Regions from separate parts of the Homo sapiens genome. Here region 2 is linked to region 1. The links are chromatin contacts, found by Hi-C or POLR2A ChIA-PET in ENCODE. All regions are on one chromosome and are shown on one strand. Each heading gives the region's core, a stretch centred on a gene start or an enhancer-like site at or near the end of the contact. The rest is flanking DNA. Distances are from core to core; before and after follow the strand shown. Region 1 has its middle 81 kb from the start of KAZN. Region 2 holds the start of KAZN (kazrin, periplakin interacting protein).

Region 1 (4,120 bases), core at 842-3,341:
GAGGATATTCACCACTTATGCTTTCATATCTCTCTCGTGCCCTGGCCTAGGCTTTAGAAACTCAAAAGTGGACTTTCTTTCTCCCAGGTCAGCTCTCTCCAAAGGCAATCTGTGCCACTGGGGGTAAGAAAAACTGGGAGAGGGGAAGAGCCTCAACTGAGGGAGGATACCCACGAGGGTAGTATCTGCCGCTCAGCACCCTCACTGTCCCTGACATGTATGCTGCTCTTGGCTGCTTTTCTCAGACAAGTCCTTTCTTTGTTTCTTTGCCTCTTCTCTTCTGCAACTTCTTCCTGTTTCTGGATTCTGCCCAAAGAACTGGCCTCGGAGGCCATCTAAAGCAAAGCAGAGGGTTGCTTTCTTTGCAAACTACAAAACTGCAGCTCAGTCCTGTGCCTTGGGCCCTCCTCTCCTTGCCTGTAGGGTCCATTTCAAGCTGTGTAGTCAGGGGCTATTTCTTTGATTCCAGAAACTTTTTGTTTTTATTATTTAAATTTTTTTTTAAAAATTTCCAATTATTTTAGAATCATAGGCAGTCCATGCTGAATGGGACTCAGGGACAGATTATTTCTAAACTCCGCTTCCCTTACTCCCTTCCTACCCCTCACCTATGGCTAAGGAAATGGTGGCCCAAAGAAGGCAAAATACTTGCCTCATTATTCAGGGTCCCTAGAGCAACAGGATCTCCGAAGTTGGGTCCCCATGCAGATGAAACTTGCCTTCCATCCCTGCTTCTAGCATTTTCAGATCTAGCACATTCCAATAAAAGCATCAGATTTGGCTCTCAAAATATTAACTACTAGCAATTATTGAGCACCTACGTGCTTGGCACTGTGCACAGCTCTCAAAATATAGTATCTATGTTGATTCTCCTAATAGCCTTGTATTTTCACCATCTTGCTGATGAGAAAATGGAGGCTTGATGGAGGACACACAGTGTGGTAGTGCTGGAGCCTGGACGGGAAGCCGGGCTGTTTGATGTCAGGGCAGGAGCTCCTACGAGCACTGTCACACAGCTCAACAGCAATGGGAAGGCTGTATTCATCAGCCCAAATATTGTAGATGAAGCGACGAGAGCAGATCATCTCTTCCTTGGCAAATTCATCACCTGGGACTCTAATCAGCTGACATTCCTAATGCTTTCTTACTTTTTCTTTAAAAATGATTTCAAACAGGCTGGGTGCAGTGGCTCATGTCTATAATCCCAACACTTTGGGAGGCTGAGGCGGGCGGATAACCTAAGGTCAGGAGTTGGAGACCAGCCTGGCCAACATGGCGAAATCCTGTCTCTACTAAAAGTACAAAAATTAGCTGGGCGTGGTGGTGCGCATTTGTAGTCCCAGCTACTCAGGGGGCTGAGGCAGGAGAATCGCTTGAACCTGGGAGATGGAGGTTGCAGTGGAGATTGTGCCACTGCACTCCAGCCTGGGTGGCACAGCGAGACTCTGCCCAAAAAAAAAAAAAAAAAAAAAGCCTTCAAAAAGACTCCAGTTACCAAGCATGGCTCTCTGATAATGACAGAGACTAACTACCCCATTTAACGTGAAAGGCCAGAGCAAATAAGTGGCTTGTTCAAGGTCCTGTAGCCAGTCAGTGGCAGACCTTGGGCTTGAACCCAGAACTCCAATCCCAAAAATGAGTGTAAAACACCCATCACTCATTCTGAAACAGACAGTAGGTGCTTGGCAATGTTAGCTTCATTTCCTGTACTCTATTTCCTTCTCATTGTTCCCAGGGGCTGAGCACACACTTACAGCTAAAATGGCTTATATTCTTCTGCTTTGTTTTATGGCAATGAGAAAATGTGGAGCCATCCATCCACTTCACTGCTGTTGAAAAATAATAACTGGATGATGTTCCTCTTGGCAGCTGTGTGGACCTGGTATTTAAGCAGCATCCTGTTCCAAAGAACTGCCCTTTAAAAAGAGATTAGGATTGCACATCCACTGTGTATGAGCTGGAAGATAAACAAATGTTCTTTTCTACCCAAATATTTCCAGCTTTTGCTCTAAGGTGTTTCTCATGATTGTAGCCCGACTTGTTGTCTGTGCAGGACTGGAAGAGCTTAAGCTCATGCTGTGAGTCACAAATGGCGCTAAGGCATGTGTTCCAGGCTTCTTATTGTCAGTTTGATTTCTGCATTAACCTTTTGGTTGGAAATGACTCAAACTGAGTAAGTTAGAACAAGGGATTTTTACTGGCTCACAAATTGGAAAGTCCAGGGGCAGATTTAGCTTCGGGTGTGGCTGGATCAAGGGGCTCTGATGTCATTCCCTGCTCTCTCTCATGATTTTTCTGCCCTCCTTTTCTCTGTGTTGGCTTTACTTTCTAATAGGCTCTCCCTCTTGGTGGTAAGATGATCACCAGCATCAGCAGCAACTTGCTTACATTCTACGAGCTTCACGATTCCCACAGAAAAAGAGAACTCTGTTTCCTAACACTTTGCATAAACTCATAGACTTGAGTCTCATAGCCTGGCATGGGTCACACGGTCATCTCTGAGCCAATCACTGTGGCCAAGGTAATGGAAAACACTGGTTGGCCAGGTGTAGGTATTATGCCTCTCTCTGTCTCTTTGCATCCAAGGGGTTGGGTCAGTTCACCTAAACCACTGTGACCTGCCAGTGAGAAGAGATGGTTCCCTAAAGTAAGAGCAATGTTTTATATCAGAAAACTAGTAAATGGGTACCTGGCAGGCAAAACAACCACCACTACAATGAGATTCTTTACTTCTAGGAGAACACAGATGATTTAAAACACACATTTTGTTGACTGCCTTTTCTTACCGAGAAAGTCTATGTGCAGAAATTGAAGGTGATAGAAAAGAAGAAGAAGGCTGGTTCTTGTTAGAGAAATGGAGCTGTGGATGGGAAAAGGACAGGAACCAATAGGTAAGGACTGATTTATTTTTCCCCCTTTGGAAATAGGAAGGGAGATGGCATGGTGCCTGCCCTCAAGGAGCTGACAGTTGGGAACAGAGTCAGAGCTTCAAACATACAAGACAAATACCTTGATACAATAAAATGACTCCAACATCAGTCACTCATTCATTGACCCTTGACTCAGTAAATATTTGTTAAGAGTCTGTTGTTTCTCGCAGAAGAGAACTCTGCTTCCTAACACTTTGCATAAACTCATAGACTTGAGTCTCATTAGCCTGACGTGGGTCATGTGCTCATCTCTGAGCCAATCACTGTGGTCAAGGGCATGGAAATGCTGGTTGACCAGGCCTAGGTCTTGTTCCTCTCTCTACATCCAAGGGCTTGGGTCAGTTCACCTAAACCACTCTGATCTGCCGGTGAGAAGAGATGCTGCTGATGCTGTTGATCATCTTACCACCACGAGGGAGAGCCTGTTAGAGAGTAAAGCCAACACAGAGAAAAGGAGGGCAGAGAGATCATGAGAGAGAGCAGGGAATGACATCAGAGCTGGTTATTTTGCTCTGTAACCTGCTCTAACCTTCAGCACCATCAAAGAAGCAGACAGAAAGACTAAATCCTGCTGTTTTTCAGTTAATTTACGTTCGACTTGCTGCTCAAGCGAAACACCTGAGAATTCAGACCAGAACACAGTTTCTAGAACCTGGTTGGCCAGGCAGTTGGAGTACCATCTTACTAATTTACTATTTTTCTGTTAAAAGAAAAATCTCCTGTTTAGGCCCTAGTGATACAGGAGTAAAGAAGGAGTAAAGAAGGCACACAGGATTTTGTGGTCTCATGGAGCTTACGTGAGACCATGCTGGGTCTAGGATTTCTTTTTAGTTGGGAGAAATGCAAAATAAGCAAGGGACCCAATGCATGAACAGAAGCATTTCCAGGAGAAGTAAGAACCATTTGAGCCATGAAGAAAACCAAGCAGACTGATAGGTTATAAAACGGCTGGTGGTGGAAGGGAGAGCCCTTTGGTCAAGCAGTCACAAAGACTTGGTGAGGTGGTAGTGGCTAAGACTTGAGAAAAAACAGCAATGAAGGTCTCATGGGGACAAGGGCTCCAGGGAAAGCCCCTAAGGCAGCCCCTAAACAGGGTGTGGCTGAGGACCAGAAAGGAGGTTAGTGGCCTGGAGCTCAGTGAGTGAGGCCGGGATGGTAGAACAGGAGAAGGATGGAGGGGAGGCAGAAGC
Region 2 (4,120 bases), core at 1,169-3,668, 81 kb before region 1:
CTGCTGGTTTTATGTGTTTTTAAGGATATCCAAGAGATCCAAAAGCCATTTTCATTTCCACAGCCCTGTGCATTTGTGTAGGAAAAAAGAACAAGGAATCAGCCCCCTGTTGCTCCACTACAACAATTTAACCATCCGCGAGTATGTCAGTTTTCAAGTTGAGCATGTGGACATCATTACTGCGTTGACTGCCTTAGCCTGCCCAGTCTACAACCAGACCCAGGACTCAGATAAAAAGCCACTTAACTTTTCCTTCGCGGAGAAAGGGGCAGACAGTGGGAAATAAACGAGCATTGTTCAGTGTCCTTTACTATACAGCTTTTGATTCTTAGCAAAATGCCAGTTCTTAGCTATTTCTTTAATGTTAGCAGAGCCTCTGCCTATAAAAAGTGAAGCATTACCTTGCAGTCTGTCTTTTTTTTTTTTTTTTTTTTTTGCACAGGTTCCAGTGGAGAATGTTCTTTCGCACACAATGACATTGCAAGGATGACAAGAATAACCACATGTCAAGCTTGCAGCAAGCACTAGGACCACAACACCTTCTCACCATTACGTCATGGCTACTTCCTTACCAAAGTACTCCCCCCAATTCCTAAGACTTCCAACAGGCTCCGGGAGTACCAAGTTAAGATCTGACTTGGAATTCGACATAAAACTGCACGTGGGCAGGCTTCACATCTCACCTCAAAGAAAGCACACCTTCCCAGGAAGATAAGGTGGAAACAGAGACTGATGGAGAGAACCAGATTCTTAGGAAAACAGACTCTCTCAACCCTCAAGAGAAGCTCTTGAAATGACAACAGAACCAGAAAATCATTTTGAGCCACTGAGCAATTGGTACCTTGCACTTCAAGTGACATATTTAGACAAGTGGACCTCATGGACTGGAGATTTGTTTCTGTCCTGTTCTGGATTTCAGCAGTTTAATTTGCAATTCAAATGATATTAATAACCAGTGATACTGTTTCTTAAAGGGCAATTAGGCAAAAAGAAAAAAAAAATCCCCCAAAGCCTGCTTACCCTTTTACTTTCTAAGTCACAGAAACCAAACAGTACATTTTAGGGAATGCCCCATCCGCCTTTATGTCTTGCAGGGGGTTTCAGAGCTTAATCTCTGTCAATGTGAACACAAACCAACTGTCTTTTTCTTCCTCTTCTCTAAACCGCAGAGTCCCTTCAAACGGGCTCCCTGCAGCCCACCACCCTAAGCCTTCATTTCTCTACCGCTCAACCTTTGAGGTCTACAGTATCCCCCTGGAAAGTGCTCTCGGTGTTTATATTTGCGGAAATTTAAACTCCCTGCTGAGCTGAGCATCTACTGTTGCATCTATAGATTCCAATGCCTGAGAGACCTCAAATGAGAAGAAAATAAAGTCCAGATGCAACTGAGCCAAGGGATTTGGCATCCGCGGAGAAAAGTGCACAGCAGTGCAATCCTCTATCCCAACCACGGCGGCAGAGCCCGGAGCTCTCTCTGGGAAGGAGCCTAAGGAAGTGGGGGGAACTGTGCCATTCACCCCTGCGGGGGGTGGGGAAAAGGCCCCGGCATGAAAAGTTTGCACGGAGCTAGGGGGCTGGTGCCACGGAAAGGGCACTTTCTGATGCCGGAAGGGACCCGCCGGCTGCGCCTCGCTCAGGCTGGCCGGGGCCGGTGTGACCGTGTGACCCCGTGCACACTGCGCTCGGGTTTTCGTGAATGACAGCAGCCTGCAACTCCCAGCCGGAGAGCAGCGGTGGCCACCGCCGGGCGGAAAGGGTTACAAGCCAGAATGCAAAGCGATTTCGCCCCGGGTGTGGGGGACCCCGGGTCCCCGGCCACCTCCGAGGCCGGGCGTGCTCTGCTCGCCTTCCTCCGCCCTGGGCGCCGGGGCGATCCTACCTTGCGCTCCAAGCTGGGGGTTCTCCATGTTCGTCGCCGCCGAGTCCCCCGCCGCCGAGGCGCTGGCCGCGGCTCCCGGGCCCGGGCCGGGGCCGCCGCCGCCGCTCAGTTCCGCCAGTCTCCGGTTGGTGGCCGTGAGTTCGGCTCGCAGGTTGGTCACCTCCTGGCTGGCCGACTGGACCGCCCCATCGATGCGGAGCGCGAGCTGCTTATTGTCTTCCATCATGCTCAGGATTTTGGCCTGGGGGCGAGAGAGGTGACAAAGAGCTGCATGATGCGCGGGGGGCGCGCGGCCGGGCACCCCCGGCTCTACCTGTTGTGTCCTCCGCGGCCCGGCTTCGCCCGCGCCCCGACCCCCAGGCACCGGCAGCGCCGGTTCCTCCGGCACAGGAATGACAGCGGCGCCTCCAGCCCTAGCCGCGGCGGTGGCGAGGCGGCGGGGGGAGGAGGCGGAGGAGAAAAAAGAGGAGGAGAAGGAGGAGGAGGAGCAGCGATCGCCGAGACCCCGGCGGGCGGGCGCCGAGAGCTGCTCCAAGAAGGACACCGCGCGCCACCAGGCACTCTTTAAATGGAGCCTACCATTCGCCGCCGGCTCGGGAGGGGGTCTCGGTCGGAGGCTGGGGGCACCCTTGGCCTCCCGCGCCCCCGTACTTCGGAGACACACCCCCCGGGGGGGCGGAGGCGGCGGACGGCAGTCGGGAGGGGGCCAAGGTGGCGCCCCTGGCGAGGGGCAGGGGTCGCCTGGACCGAGGCCGGCCCTCTGTCCCCTCCCTTGAGCGGTGGGGCAGCCCCCGCCCTGGAGAACTGGTGCCCCGAGCCGTGCTAAGGTTGGGGAGGTGCTGGGTGCTCGGAAGAGAGGGTGCTTGGAAAGGGGGCCTCAGAGGGGAGCCGGGGTGGATCTCCATGGAAGGGAGACGCTTGCGCCAGCTCAGGAGTGGAGTTCGTGCTCCACCGGTTCCTTAAACTGCGAGTACGAAATCCCCAGAGGGGAGCTGAGCTGGTGCCCCGCGTGCCTCTCACTCTCCACCCCCCACCCGCAGGCCAGACCTGCGCTGCCCACCCCAGGAGGGAGCGCCTATCTTCCTCGGCGTGGGCCGCTGGTGCTCCCGCCTCTCCACAGCCCTAGCCCTGTGTGTGCATCCAGGTGGAGGAGCAGCCTTAGCCAGCTCCTAAGCTTCTTAGCCGGGCTGAATATTGGCGGGGACAGAGATGAGGTTGAGAGATAAGAAGGAAGGCGTCGATGGGGCTTCTTCCCTTTCTTCTACTGGGAGCAGAAGAGTTGAGCCCTGCTGCCTCAGTTTACCCATCCCCTCTTCACAGAAGAACTGAGGTAACCTGACGTTGATATGCCCTCTCCAGCTCCTCTTTCTCTCCCAGACCACAGGCTTTGCATTTTTCACTGGGGCCCTGGATTCCAGCCACCAGACCTTGTTACCATAGCAAACTTCATTCCATGCAAATAGGACAATTTAAAACAGCCAGCAACCCTCTGGTCAACAGGGCGCCATCATTCCAGCTCAGTCAACCTCCGGAGAGCAGCAAAGAGCAGATTGCAGAAGCCAGTGGGGTGCTGCGAGGAAAAATGAGGCTGCCCACCCTTCAGGTTCTTACAGGAAGCCCATAAGAACCAAGCAAAAACTGCGTGTAGAGTGCTTTTATATGCATTCTTATCTCTTGTGAGTGAGGATTATTATTCCCATTTTAGGGATAAGGAAACTGAGGCTCTGCATAGGGTTAAGCAATTTACTTAAGGGGCCCGCAGAAACCAGGTGACAGCGGGACTGGAAGAAAGTAATCATCTGATTGCAAGTTCCTCCTGCTGCGCCTTCAGGAGGCCTTGGATGATAGATTTCTCCCCCCTTTTCTGTGGAACCATAAAAACAGTCTTGCTCCATTCCCCTGTGACCACTAACAAGCTTTTGCAAGAGGGCAGGATTTGATGGTGGAGCATGTGGCAGGAAGACACAATTCTTCACTCTGTCCGCTCTGCTCAGCTAATGGGTCAGTTCGGGGATCGAACCCTGACCTTAACCTCATTAACACAAGTTCTTACCAACTGGACCAACCAAGGCACTTAGAACTGCTTAGTGTATCTGCAAACCAGGATTCAGTTCTTTGCAGTCTTTCAGTTACGTTATGGGGAGAGCATCAAAACTACAGAGCTGTGTGGGTCTTGAAAAGGGGGATGCCGTGGTGCAGCCATTGTGGAAAACATATTAGCAGTTCCTTGAACAGTTAAAC

The links. A loop is a pair of places that touch in the nucleus more often than their neighbours do. ChIA-PET counts read pairs that join two places held with the same protein, here RNA polymerase II (POLR2A). Pooled maps may share reads with other maps.
Region 2: a map of GM12878 shows a loop between it and region 1 (2.3-fold over the local background). The contact joins the promoter of KAZN here to the enhancer-like site in region 1. A Hi-C loop is called at or near these places in 1 of 168 maps with a recorded cell type or tissue (GM12878), 3 of 37 single-sample maps with no recorded cell type and 3 of 50 pooled maps. POLR2A ChIA-PET finds 5 or more read pairs at or near these places in 1 of 52 experiments (WTC11).

The regions. Positions count from the first base shown.
Region 1 is chr1:14,515,531-14,519,650 of GRCh38, reverse strand. It overlaps a transcript of KAZN not described here. Among named protein-coding and RNA genes, the nearest start is that of KAZN, 81 kb to the left of the region's middle. RefSeq lists enhancers at 2,108-2,377, 1,525-2,724. Within about 2 kb of position 2,091, at least 5 of the 41 ENCODE cell types and tissues checked have a DNase peak (open chromatin) inside an H3K27ac peak, as active enhancers do; they include GM12878, where a contact is called at or near this core.
Region 2 is chr1:14,596,983-14,601,102 of GRCh38, reverse strand. It overlaps KAZN (kazrin, periplakin interacting protein), which reads right to left and starts at 2,418. Exons shown (of 15, transcript NM_201628.3): 1 at 1,880-2,418. The coding sequence starts at 2,105. RefSeq lists a silencer at 1,592-1,751.